2 separate regions of the Homo sapiens genome follow, and region 2 is linked to region 1. Evidence: chromatin loops called from intact Hi-C (ENCODE). Cell type or tissue: natural killer cell. All regions are shown on one strand. Links, peaks and the distances in the headings refer to the core of each region. The heading gives the core; the rest is flanking DNA.

Evidence for each region. Hi-C counts contacts between places; a loop is a spot of excess contacts. Peaks named below come from ENCODE experiments on the same cell type or tissue, not always from the same donor. Only the 100,000 strongest peaks of a DNase experiment are listed, where the experiment ranks them.
Region 2: it touches region 1 in a loop (3-fold over the local background); 6 of 110 quality-filtered maps call a loop at or near these places.

The regions. Positions count from the first base shown.
Region 1 is chr2:136,005,190-136,010,871 of GRCh38, forward strand. It overlaps DARS1-AS1 (DARS1 antisense RNA 1), which reads left to right. Exons shown (of 4, transcript NR_110199.1): 4 at 2,007-2,353. Among named protein-coding and RNA genes, the nearest start is that of DARS1, 22 kb to the left of the region's middle. In natural killer cell, for the core only: no CTCF peak of the experiment used is centred there; a DNase peak (open chromatin) is centred at 3,152; H3K27ac peaks cover 1,656 bases.
Region 2 is chr2:136,223,034-136,228,715 of GRCh38, forward strand. No RefSeq gene overlaps it. Among named protein-coding and RNA genes, the nearest start is that of CXCR4, 110 kb to the left of the region's middle. In natural killer cell, for the core only: no CTCF peak of the experiment used is centred there; a DNase peak (open chromatin) is centred at 3,148; H3K27ac peaks cover 851 bases.

The DNA.
Region 1 (5,682 bases), core at 1,146-5,145:
TCTCTCACAGAACCATGGCAGGGAATAATAAATTGTTGTTTGAAGCCACTCTGTTTTGTGGTGGTTTGTTAGGCGGCAATAGGAAACTAGAACACCATAGCTTTTTTTTTTTTTTTTTTTTTTAGAAAATAACTTGATATTCATAAGCACAGCTTTTTAAGCTGCTTTTATTATTTTTCCCTTTATACGAGTGCATTCTGCAACATAAGGAGATTTCTATCTCAGCCCTGAACAAGATTTATGATCTTGATCAAGTCTCTTTATAATAATGTCACAGAACTTTACTTGCTTCAATTCTAATATGAAGGATTGAACTAGTTAATCACTAAGGTCCACTCTAGTTCCAAAATTGTGGCATTCTCTTCTAACTATCAGGGAAAAATTGACTTATTCTTTGTTAAGTTGTAGCTTGCAGTAAAGTTTTTTGGGCATGAGAATTTTCAGCAAGGTGGTGAGTGCCAGGAAAGTGCTGACTCAGCACAATGCTGTCTGTTAGCCAGGAACAAAAATGAGGAGCAACCATAAATTTAATCCTTTAGCTCCTTCTCCCTGCAAAATTCAGAAGATGTTTTATCTGTAACAAAAGACTTGAAAGAGGATTCTCACTTTTTCCCTTAAAAGTTGTTACTCAAGTCTGTAGGTAACTTCAGGATTTTTGACAGAAGATTCAGATTTGCATAGTTGACTCAGTCTCCGGAAGATCCCTACACTCAAATTCTAAGTTTAGGGCAAGTGAACTGAGTGATTCCTAGAGGAAATAAACTCTCGCCTGAGAACAACAGCTGAAATAAAATCCCATAAGCCAGGAAAACAGCCACACAATTACAGTAACAGGTGGTCAGTTTCAAAACAAATTTCAAGGTCTGACTCGCCTGGCACCTGCTCTAGAACCACAGACAGCAGTTTGACACTGTCTGGGTCCAAGTTAGGTCATCCCTGCCACACCATAAGGAAGATTAACTACCTTTATTAGCAGAGCTAAGTCATGGTAGGTTAGAGGACTGCTTCTCTGTGGTAGTAACCCCTGTGTTCCCTGTCTGAGAAGAGGGAATAAGAGAGAATTTGGGAACTGGACAGGACCTTGCAGATTAACCATTAGGTTGGTGCAGAAGTAATTGCAGTTTTTGTCCTTAAAAGTAATGGCAAAGTGAAGCCGAGGGGAGCTAAGCAGAGATTTGCTCAGAATCACATGACCTGTAGAAGCAGAACATCCCCACCCCCATTTTATTGTGAAAAAATTCAAACACACAGCAAAGTTGAAAGGATTTTTACAAGACACAGCTGTATATGCATTTCCTGGATTCTACTGTTAATATTTTATTAAACTTGTTTATTTTCTAACTATCCCTCTATCCATCCTTCTATCACCTTATTTCCTGGATGCCTTTCGAAGTGAATTGCAGACATCTGTACTCCTTCCCCTAAAGCAGCATAGTGTTTTATCATCATTTAATAATTTAATACCTCAATTTTGTATACATTATGGAACCAGGAAACATTATAAGAAATCACTGGACCCCAAAAATGTTAATTAGCCTTGGCTAGCCTGAAAGAGAACACAATTTCCTAAGGTCCTAACTTTAAGGCACTTGAGGATTCTTACTAAGGGCAAATTCCTGAGATGACAGAAATACTAGTCAACACACATCAATGCCTATGTTTTTCCCTCCTCCTGGAATCCTGTGCTTTCCCCTTCCTGCTCCACCTGTTGAAATCCTCTCTTCATTCGTCCAAGAATGATCTCAGATGTCTGCAAGGAACATAAACCACTGTTACACACGTATTGTTTTAAGGAAAAAAGTTACTGAAGAAGTCTGAACTGTCACCTCCTTCCCAATCCCTTTCCTAAACCCCGAGTTTTAACTTTTCTCATTTTAATGCCCATAAACTTTCATTGCTATTTTTCCTCCCTCATTCTACCTTGTTGCAGTTTAGTGTTTATTTGTTTGTTTATCACGACTACTGCTCCTCCTCCTAATAATACTTATGGTTAATTTCTTTTTAAGGGACTATATCTTAAGACTATGTGTCTTCTGCAGTTCTTTGCATAGAGTCAACGTTGAAGGACAAGCAACTTCAAATTTCCAAGCAACAAAATTATGTTCGGGTGGTTTTCTGAAAGCGAGATCTTAAGAACCACCTGTATCAGAATCCCATGAAGAGCTTGTTTAGTGTGCAAATTTACAGATTGTCCCCCCTCAGAAATGCTCATTTAGGAGTTCCTGTCCTTTGCGGGGACATGGATGAAGCTGGAAACCATCATTCTCAGCAAACTAACACAGGAACAGAAAACCAAACACTGCATGTTCTCACTCAAAAGTGGGAGTTGAACAATGAGAACACATGGACACAGGGAGGGGAACGTCACACACCAGGGCCTGTCGGGGGTGGGAGGTAAGGGGAGGGAGAGGATTAGGACAAATACCTAATGCATGTGGGGCTTAAAACCTAGATGATGGGTTGATAGGTGCAGCAAACCACCATGGACATGTATACCTATGTAACAAACTTGCATGTTCAGTACATGTATCCCAGAACTTAAAGTAAAATATAAAACAATAATAAAAAGGAAATGCTCATTCAGGAGTTTTGGGGTGGGGGTTCAGGAGGCTGCAGCCTTAACAATTACCTCTGGTGATTTTGACACAGGTAGCACAGCAGCCAAACTTGGAGAGATTTGTTCACAGCACTGCATCACCAACCTTACTTTCTGTTAGGCCTTTAATCACTTTTTTTTTTTTTTTTTTTTTTTTTTTCTGAGACAGGGTCTTGCTCTATCACCCAGGCTGGAGTACAGTGGCACGATCTTGGCTCACTGCAATCTCTGTATCCTGGGTTCAAGCAATCCTCTCTGCCTTGGCCTCCTGAGTAGCTGGGACCACAGACATGCTCCATTATGCCCAACTAATTAAAAACATTTTTTTTAGAGGCAGGCTGGTCTCGAACTCCTGAGCTCAAGCAATCTGCCTGCCTCGGCCTCCCAAAGTGCTGGGATTACAGGTGTGAGCCACTGCGCCCGGCCTTTTAATCACTTTTAAACCAGCAACCCTAATCTGCCTGTCCCTTGAATGGATCCGGATAAAGGTGTGGCAAACAAGCCTCCTGTCACAGTGGGGTGTGACAGTCACGGCATCACCCCTTCACCACATCATGTGCTGCCAGTCATCACTTCTGCTGTTGCCACCAACCCTTGCGTTTCCCTTTGTCACTTCCCCCTTGCCACCACCAACGGCCACTGTCCCTCTGCTCCTCACCCTCCATAGCTGAGTCAGATCCAGCATTGGGCACTTGAGGAAGAAGCCACTGTGGAAGGCGGGATGAGGGTGTTCCCATTCTACATTCACAAGCCCACAGCTTGGAGAAGAAGCACACCTAATTCTGACCCTGGCTTCTGAAGAAGCTCTGCAAACCTGGCTAGAAAGTTGGGCCTGTGGTTTGAGGTTCCTGCTGCCTTTGATTTTACAATGAGTGGAAATTGAGGTTGAGTAACAGGTCTCTTGCCCAAGTATTAAGGGCCACCACGAAGCATACAGCAATGAAGGCAGGAGCTGATGACATGTGGTTGGTTCCCCCCTCTAGGCCAAGTATCTTTGTATAGGGAAGGCCGACATGGCCATCTTCACGGTTTGGTATTAGTGGAGTGTCTTATACATACTGAAATTTGTTTTTGTTTTCAGGTGCTAAAAGGATAATACCAAGGAAAACTATGGGTGGGGGCAGTGAATGGCCAGCATGCCTATAATCCCAGCACTTGAAGCCAGGAGTTCGAGACCAGCCTGGGAAACAAAGCAAGACCCTGTGTCTAAAAAAATTTTTTTAAAAATAAGCTGGGCATGGTGGCACGTGCCTATAGTCCCAGCTACTCAGCTACTCGGGAGACCAAGGTGGGTGGATAGCTTGAGCCTAGGAATTTGGGGCTGCAGTGAGCTATGATTGCACCACTGCGCTCCAGCGTGAGTGACAGAGTGAGATCCTGTCTCTTTAAAAGAAAAAACTATGATTCAAAGTGTTGTTTTATGAAGCATAACCTGCTTTATGTTTTGAGTTTAATATAACTTGAAATCAGTTTCTCTAAGACAGTGCCAGCCTTGCCATTTTTCAGTTCAACATAGATTTCTCTATTACAGTGGTTCCCAAACTTTAGGAGGCATCAAAGTCATCTGGAGGGCACAAAAACACAAATTTATGGATGTCACCCACAGTTCCTAATTCTCTCTCTCTCTCTCTTTTTTTTTTGAGATGGAGTCTTGCTCTGTTGCCCAGGCTGGAGCACAGTGGTGTGATTTCGGCTCACTTCAACCTCCGCCTCCTGGGTTCAAGTGCTTCTCCTGCCTCAGCCTCCCGAGTAGCTGGGATTACAGGCTTGCGCCACCACACCAGGCTAATTTTTGTATTTTAGTAGATATGGGGTTTCATCATGTTGTTCAGGTTGGTCTTGAACCCCTGACCTCAAGTGATCCACCCACCTCGGCCTCCCAAAGCCCTGGGATTACAGGCGTGAGCCACCATGCCTGGCCTGTTTCTGATTCTCTAGGTCTGGAAAGGGGCCCAATAATTTTCACTTCTAACAAGTGGCAGGATGCTGCTGCTGCTGCTGGTCCAGGGACCACACTTTGAGAAGTATGGTACTGTGTGGTACTTACCGGACCATTTACCATACTTCCTGCCTGCCTAATTGTGTCACAATATAGCCGTGCTTCTCAGGCCTAGCAATTCATTAGAATTACCTGTGAAGCTTTTAAAATGTAAGGTTTGGATGGAATGCTCAGACCCTACCTTAGACCCAATTAAGCCCACAGCTTTGAGGGTGAGGCTTGGGTATTGTTCAGAAAGATCCCCAGGTGATTCTAATGGATACCGAGGGTTGAGAACCACAGGCATATAGCAAACTCTGGCCCTATTCTACCTTAACATATGATTCTCATTTGACAAATACATATTGACCACCTAATATATGTCTTGAAAATGATAAAGTATGTAAGAAATGGTCCCTGACCTCAAGCAGAGATACATCATATGCCCAAATATTTAAACAAAAAGCTGGTGTGTGGGGTTTGTGCCAATTAGAGGACTAAACCATTACTGAAAACAGAAGGCTGGATGATTCAGGGTAAATCAATGCTGCACTTGATCCTCACATTGTTTGAGATAAGTTATGTATGCCTCTGCTGCACATGAAACGTATCCCTTTGGTGGGGGAAATTGCTCATTTATTGGTTCGTTGAGGATGTTCCAACTGATTCACCATGGTAGGTGTGATTGAACCATGGAAATGATGGAACATTAAATCAATAGCTAGTCAGCTGGTGACTATTCCTTGGCTAAGTATGCTATTAAGGTTCTGTTTCAGAAGTCCCTGTGCTCAATGGAGGTGAACCTTTCCAGTGGAGAAATACAACATGAATTATGTTTAGAAAATGCTTCAATCTGGGGTTTTAAATAAACAGTCCTTAAATATGTATAAAAATCTGAAATTATTTTAGAATCGAAGGGAAAAAACAACCGGGTCCAAAAACCAAACCATATTTAGCTTAAAAACACGTTCTTATTTGCATCCACTAGAATACAATATAATTTAATGATTCAATGACAGCTGGCCCATGAAGGGCAGAGTTTCTAGAAAGGAGGAAATACCCTCTTTGGGTGTTACTTAGGTATTAAGTGTATTATTTAATTCATTGT
Region 2 (5,682 bases), core at 1,160-5,159, 220 kb after region 1:
AGATTGTCCTTGCAGGAGATGAGTAATCAAAGGTTCTTGATTTCCATCAAACTGTTCCCTTTCCTGATCCTTATCTTAATTCTTCTATAGTAATCTACCAGGTTTTTTTGCTTATACGTATTCCCAAATTTGTGTATTTTTGGCCAGTAGGGACACGGCATGAGGCGTACTCTGATTACCGCCCTTCTGCTGGGTCAGTTATATGAGTTTTCCCAGATGGGCTTTTTCCACTCTGAGCTATTGATTGGTTGCCTTTGCTATAGGCTCAGTGATCAAATTTCCTGCTGCTGAGAGAGGGACAGAAAGGAAGAAGAGTAGTTGGTTGAGGCCTTGAGACACGTGGGGCCATCCCCTTAGTTCATTTGCCTTTATAAAAATAATGTGAAGGCCTATAGGCCACATCAATAGATGCACCAACATTTGCAATGCAAACATAATTCTAGTGAAAATAATCACACTACAATATTCATTTAAGCAATGCTTACTAGGATCCACCTTTATTTAGCAAGGCGCCGTGCTTAGCAGAAGAAAGCAAGCTGTTGAAAATATTCACTGGCCGGGTGCGGTGGCTAACGCCTGTAATCCCAGCACTTTGAGAGGCCAAGGCGGGCAGATCACCTGAAGTCAGGAGTTTGAGACCAGCCTGGCCAACATGGTGAATCCCCGTCTCTACTAAAATACAAAAATTAGCTGGGTGTGGTGGCACACACCTGTAGTCCCAGGTACTCGGGAGGCTGAGGCAGGAGAATCACTTGAACCCAGGAGGTAGAGGTTGCAGTGAGCCGAGATAGTGCCACTGCACTCCAGTCTGGGTGACAGAGCGAGACTCTGTCTCAAAAAAAAAAAAGAAAACGTTCACTGTTAGCTTCTGTGTTATTGCTCCATGGAGAGACCTGCAAATACTCTCAGGCTTCCTTCTTCCTTCCAGAGGACTGAGGCTCCCTTTCGATTTATATCCAACCTCTACACTTGAACTGCCTCCTTGTGTTGGAGGATCAATTTAGAATACTCTTCAAGTGTTTTCTTTTCCCAGCATGTTTTTCAGTTCTCTTGCTTGACTCCATGACAGCCATTCGTCAGCCATTTCCAATTTTACTTTGCTTTCACACCGTAGTAGAAATGCCACACTTCTAGTTATTTTTACAAGTATCACCTTAATACTCAAAATGCCCTCTAAAGTTTATTGAGGCCCTCAGGTTCAGAAATATGAGCTCGAGTTTTTGTTGGGCTTGACCTATTGACCCACGAGAGCATCTGGTGTGGTTCCTACAGCTGCCCTCCGCTTGTGGAGCCTTTTACCCACAGGAGCTGCCTTTGATGGACTTTTCTGGGAGGAGGGTTATTCCCGAATGGATTTCTCTCTGAAGACCCCACCAGGTCTGGCAGAGAAAACAATGATAAGGAGAAGGCAAACAGGGAGCTGAAGGATTGCTTCACAAGAACAGCAAGAACAACTACAATGAGGAAAATCGCTTTGAAGTGAAGCGAACCCCTGAACTTTCTCAGTTATTCTAACAATCAGAGGGAAGGGTGGAGGACCACAGCGGCAGAAGAGACGGCAGTGCATTTGGGCAGCACTGAATGTGGGCCTTTGCTAGTTGCACAGTGAGTGCCAGGTGTCCTGCAGCTCAGAATCCTCTCCTCCATCCTCTGAGTTCTATTCAAATGTCCACTAAAGCACTTATTGGCTGATCCCATTAGGCTGAGTTAATTTACTTCCCCTGGCTAGAGGGATCCTCAAAGATAAGGACCTCCTCCTATTTGTCCCTGAATCCCCAGGGCCTGGCCTAATGTGGGACCCAATAAACATCGGTAAATGCTGCTGTGGCATCCTGCACCCACTACCATCTCAGTACTCTCATGCCGTGTTGTGAATTCTCTTTACTTCTCTGCCCCCCCACCATGCTCTGTGAGAACTCAGGCAGCTGGGGTCCATTTCTTTCTTTCTTTCTTTTTTTTTTTTTTGAGATGGAGTCTCGCCTGTTGCCCAGGCTGGAGTGCAGTGACTTAATCTCAGCTCACTGCAACCTCCACCTTCCGGGTTCAAGTGATTCTTCTGCCTCAGCCTCCCGAGTAGCTGGGACTACAGGTGTGTGCCACCATTCCTGGCTAATTTTTGTATTTTTAGTAGCGATGGGGTTTCACCACATTGGCCAGGCTGGTCTCGAAGTCCTGACCTTGTGATCCGCCCGCCTTGGCTTCCCAAAATGCTGGGATTATAGACGTGAGCCATTGCGCCTGGCCTGGGGTCCATTTCTTAACACCTTTGCATTCCCAGAACCTTGAGGAGTGCCCAGGGCATGGGAGGCTGTCATCTGTGTGTGCAAAGTATACAGGAAGCCTCAGCTGAATAAGACAGTCATCCAGGCTCTTTCTCCCACCTTGCTGACATCTGAAGGGAGTCACCATTCCTTTGGCCTGTAAAGTCACCTTTACTGCTACGAAACCGCCTATAAAAAGTTGGAACCAGGCAGCTATTTTAGATGCCTCTGGTGAGGTGAACTGAAGAAATAGTTAAACGTTAGAAGGCCTGAGTTCTAGTTCTCCACTAGTTAACTATGTGATCTTGGGTACAGGAGTTACTCATAGAATGTGGTGACAATAATACCCATGATATCTACTTCATTGAATTTTTATTTTTTATATTTTTAGTGGCTTTTAAAGAAATAGAAAAGTAATGCATGTTTATGGTAAGAAGTCATACATTGTATATCATGGGTTTTCTTATTATAATGTTTTGCTGGGGCCATGTCCTCTGCTCCTTAGATTTCCTATTAGATATAAAAGTGAGACTGCAGACCTGACTGATTCTTTGTGGAGGAAACTTTGGATCTTGTGCCTGCTCTCTATCCAGCTCCCTGCTATTCAAACTGCTTCTTGAAGTCTTGACTTCCTCAGCTGTAGTTTAAAGAAAGTTCTTTCCCTTCCAGACTAGCTGTAGGGGAGCACAGCTTTTGCATAGAATTCAAGGTGGGGGCTTCAGAGAGATGGCAAGGGAGGGCAGCTCTGTGCCCCCTCAGCACTCCCTGGCAGGAGGCCTGTGATGTGACATCCCAGGGACCCTGGGTGTGCGTTTGTTTGGTCTTGGTTTCTAGGCTTCAGTGAGGGTTATTATCTTATTGTTTCCTGTTCCCTTGGCCTCACGTCAATTCTGTCTGATGCCTACACCTTCGAGGTCTCTGTTTTGACACGCGGTTTGTGGCTGGGAACCCCACAGTGTCCCGAAAACATTTGCTTGACCTGTTGGGGACATCCTTCCCCTTTTTAGTGAAACAATGCCTTCCAGAGCACAAGGGCTTGAGGGCTTTGGACCTTTCCAGCAGTGTCAAATTTAGATTCCAAATGTCAATCTTGCCGTGGCTTCATCCTTGACTTCTCTTTCTTGAGAATCTATGCTCTTTGGCTAACAGCTAAGGGCCAGTTAGCTGCCTGCTTTCACAGTTGTTGTCTGTGGAAATTTGATATCAGCTGTGAAGTGTGTGCCTGGTAATGAACACAGTACAGCTCTGCAAGCACTGTAGCTCATGGTGAAGTACTGCAGGCAGATTGGACAGGGATTCAGGAGAATCCTGAATTTAACTTGGAGAGGGGTCTGTTTAGGATGTTAATCTGCATTTCCTGTCCTGGAAGACAAAGCACAGAAGGTTTGGAATATAGCCTGTGTTTGGCTTTGAATGCCAAACAGGTGCTGACACTGAGCCTTTTCCACAGCTGCCCTGGGATGACACCTAAAAAATTGGTCATTAAAAGGAATCCCTGAGATGATGCTTCCCATCTTCTGGGGGGTCCTAGCTCCTCTTTGGGAAATAGGTGAAAGCTGTGTTCCCAGGAACATGCATCAACATGCTTACTGTTTTGCACTAGGGTCTTATTTTCATCTCAGGGAGACCCACTGGACCAAAGTCTCTAGCATCGTCGTAGCTTGCACACAAAATGGATCACACTGGTCATTTCCCCACCTTTGACACAGTGTCCACTCTCCTGTGGGCTGTGTTTGTGTACTTTGAGCAGTCTTGGTTACATCTTAAAGCCAAATGCTCATCAGATGCAGGAAGCACCCAGTCACTCTGCAATGAGGAAAACTTAATATAGCTGTAAACATTTTATATGGGTCTTTACTACTGTTATTTAACTAAGTCTCACATTACTGTGCACCTGGGGAGCTGTACTGTGCAGCTGGGTGACAGATGGATGGGTCAGGAACAGGAAGGGACCATTAGGAGTTCAGTGTGTTTGGAAGCATCCTAGCTTCGAAATCAGACAGACTCGGGCTTGACTCTTGGCTCTGTCCTGTAAATCATCTGACCTCTTGGAAACCTTACCTCATCTGCAGAATGGGATCAACACAATATGAACGTCAGCAAGATGAAGATTCATTAAACAATGTGTGCAAAAACCTTCCTAGAGTGTCCCATCAGTGTTTATGTAGGAGTGCCCCACTTGTGCAGGGCCTGTGGCTGGTCAGACATGGACTGCCCTGGCTCTGGTGTCAGCCCTGGTGCCAGTGCTTCATGCAGCTCATGTGCAGGTTTTTTCTTCCTTACTTGGGTTTCCTAATTTCATGCTCAAGGTTTGGCCATCCTGAGAAATTCTGATCTCCTTATATGGAGAGGATTTTGTGGCTCTGCTTGGGGCATGGGGGTTGCTATATAGCAGATGTGGGTGTGCAGACATCCCCCCAACCTTTTTTTTCCTGGAGGTTGCTGTGGCCAGGCCTCTCCTGTTCAGGGGAGGCAGCTGGCTGCACAGAAAGGTTTGGTATGGCAAGAGCTGGTGAAACCACCAGATCCATGTAGGGATTAGGCCCTAGACTTGCTATTTTCATGTGTTCCTCAAATGAGCTCAGGGCATAAAGGCACAATTTAGGAAACCTCATTTCTAAATACTTCCATCTGTGCTGTATATTGAGATGCAAAGGTTAAAGGAAACTCTAAGGGAAAATTAAATTCATGAAACAGATAAATCAAGTGTTTTGATTTTCTACCTACCTACCTACTTACCTACCTACCTACCTACTATAGATAGTAATAGAGGCTCTCCATATCCAGAAGGATGTTTGTTTATATACATCCATTATTATGGAGAGAAAAAACACTCTTCATCTCCCCAATCTGTCCATTTGTCCATCCATCCATCCTTCCATTTATCCATCCATCCATCCCTCCATCCACTCATCCGTCACACCTACTATATTCAAGGTACTGCGAGGACTAAAAGATTTTAAGTATCATGGTTGTCTTTTGTGTGGACCCAGGTTAGGGTAGTGCTTGAGTCCTTAGATTTTGGAGTCCAACAGACAACCTTGGGTTCATAGTTCTGCTCTTCATTCACTGAGGAAACTTCCGTAGATTATTTACTGGTTGAAACTACAGTTTCCTCATGAAAAAAAGGAGGAGGCGTGAGGAGCAAATGAAATAATACATATGAAGCAATTTGCCTCAGTTTGGGTGTGTATTAAATCCTCATAAAAGTAACTGGCACAATGTGAGACTATAATGAAGGCTCACTAAATAGAATATAATTGCATAATTGGTCTAGTGGCAAAGACAAAGCACCTCTGAAATGTTTCCATACTATTTCACTTGTAAACATTTAAAGTACTTGCAAGTTTCAGGCATACACTGTGTGCATGCATATGTGCATTCATGCTTTGTGAGCATATGTGTATGTGTGTGTGTGCAT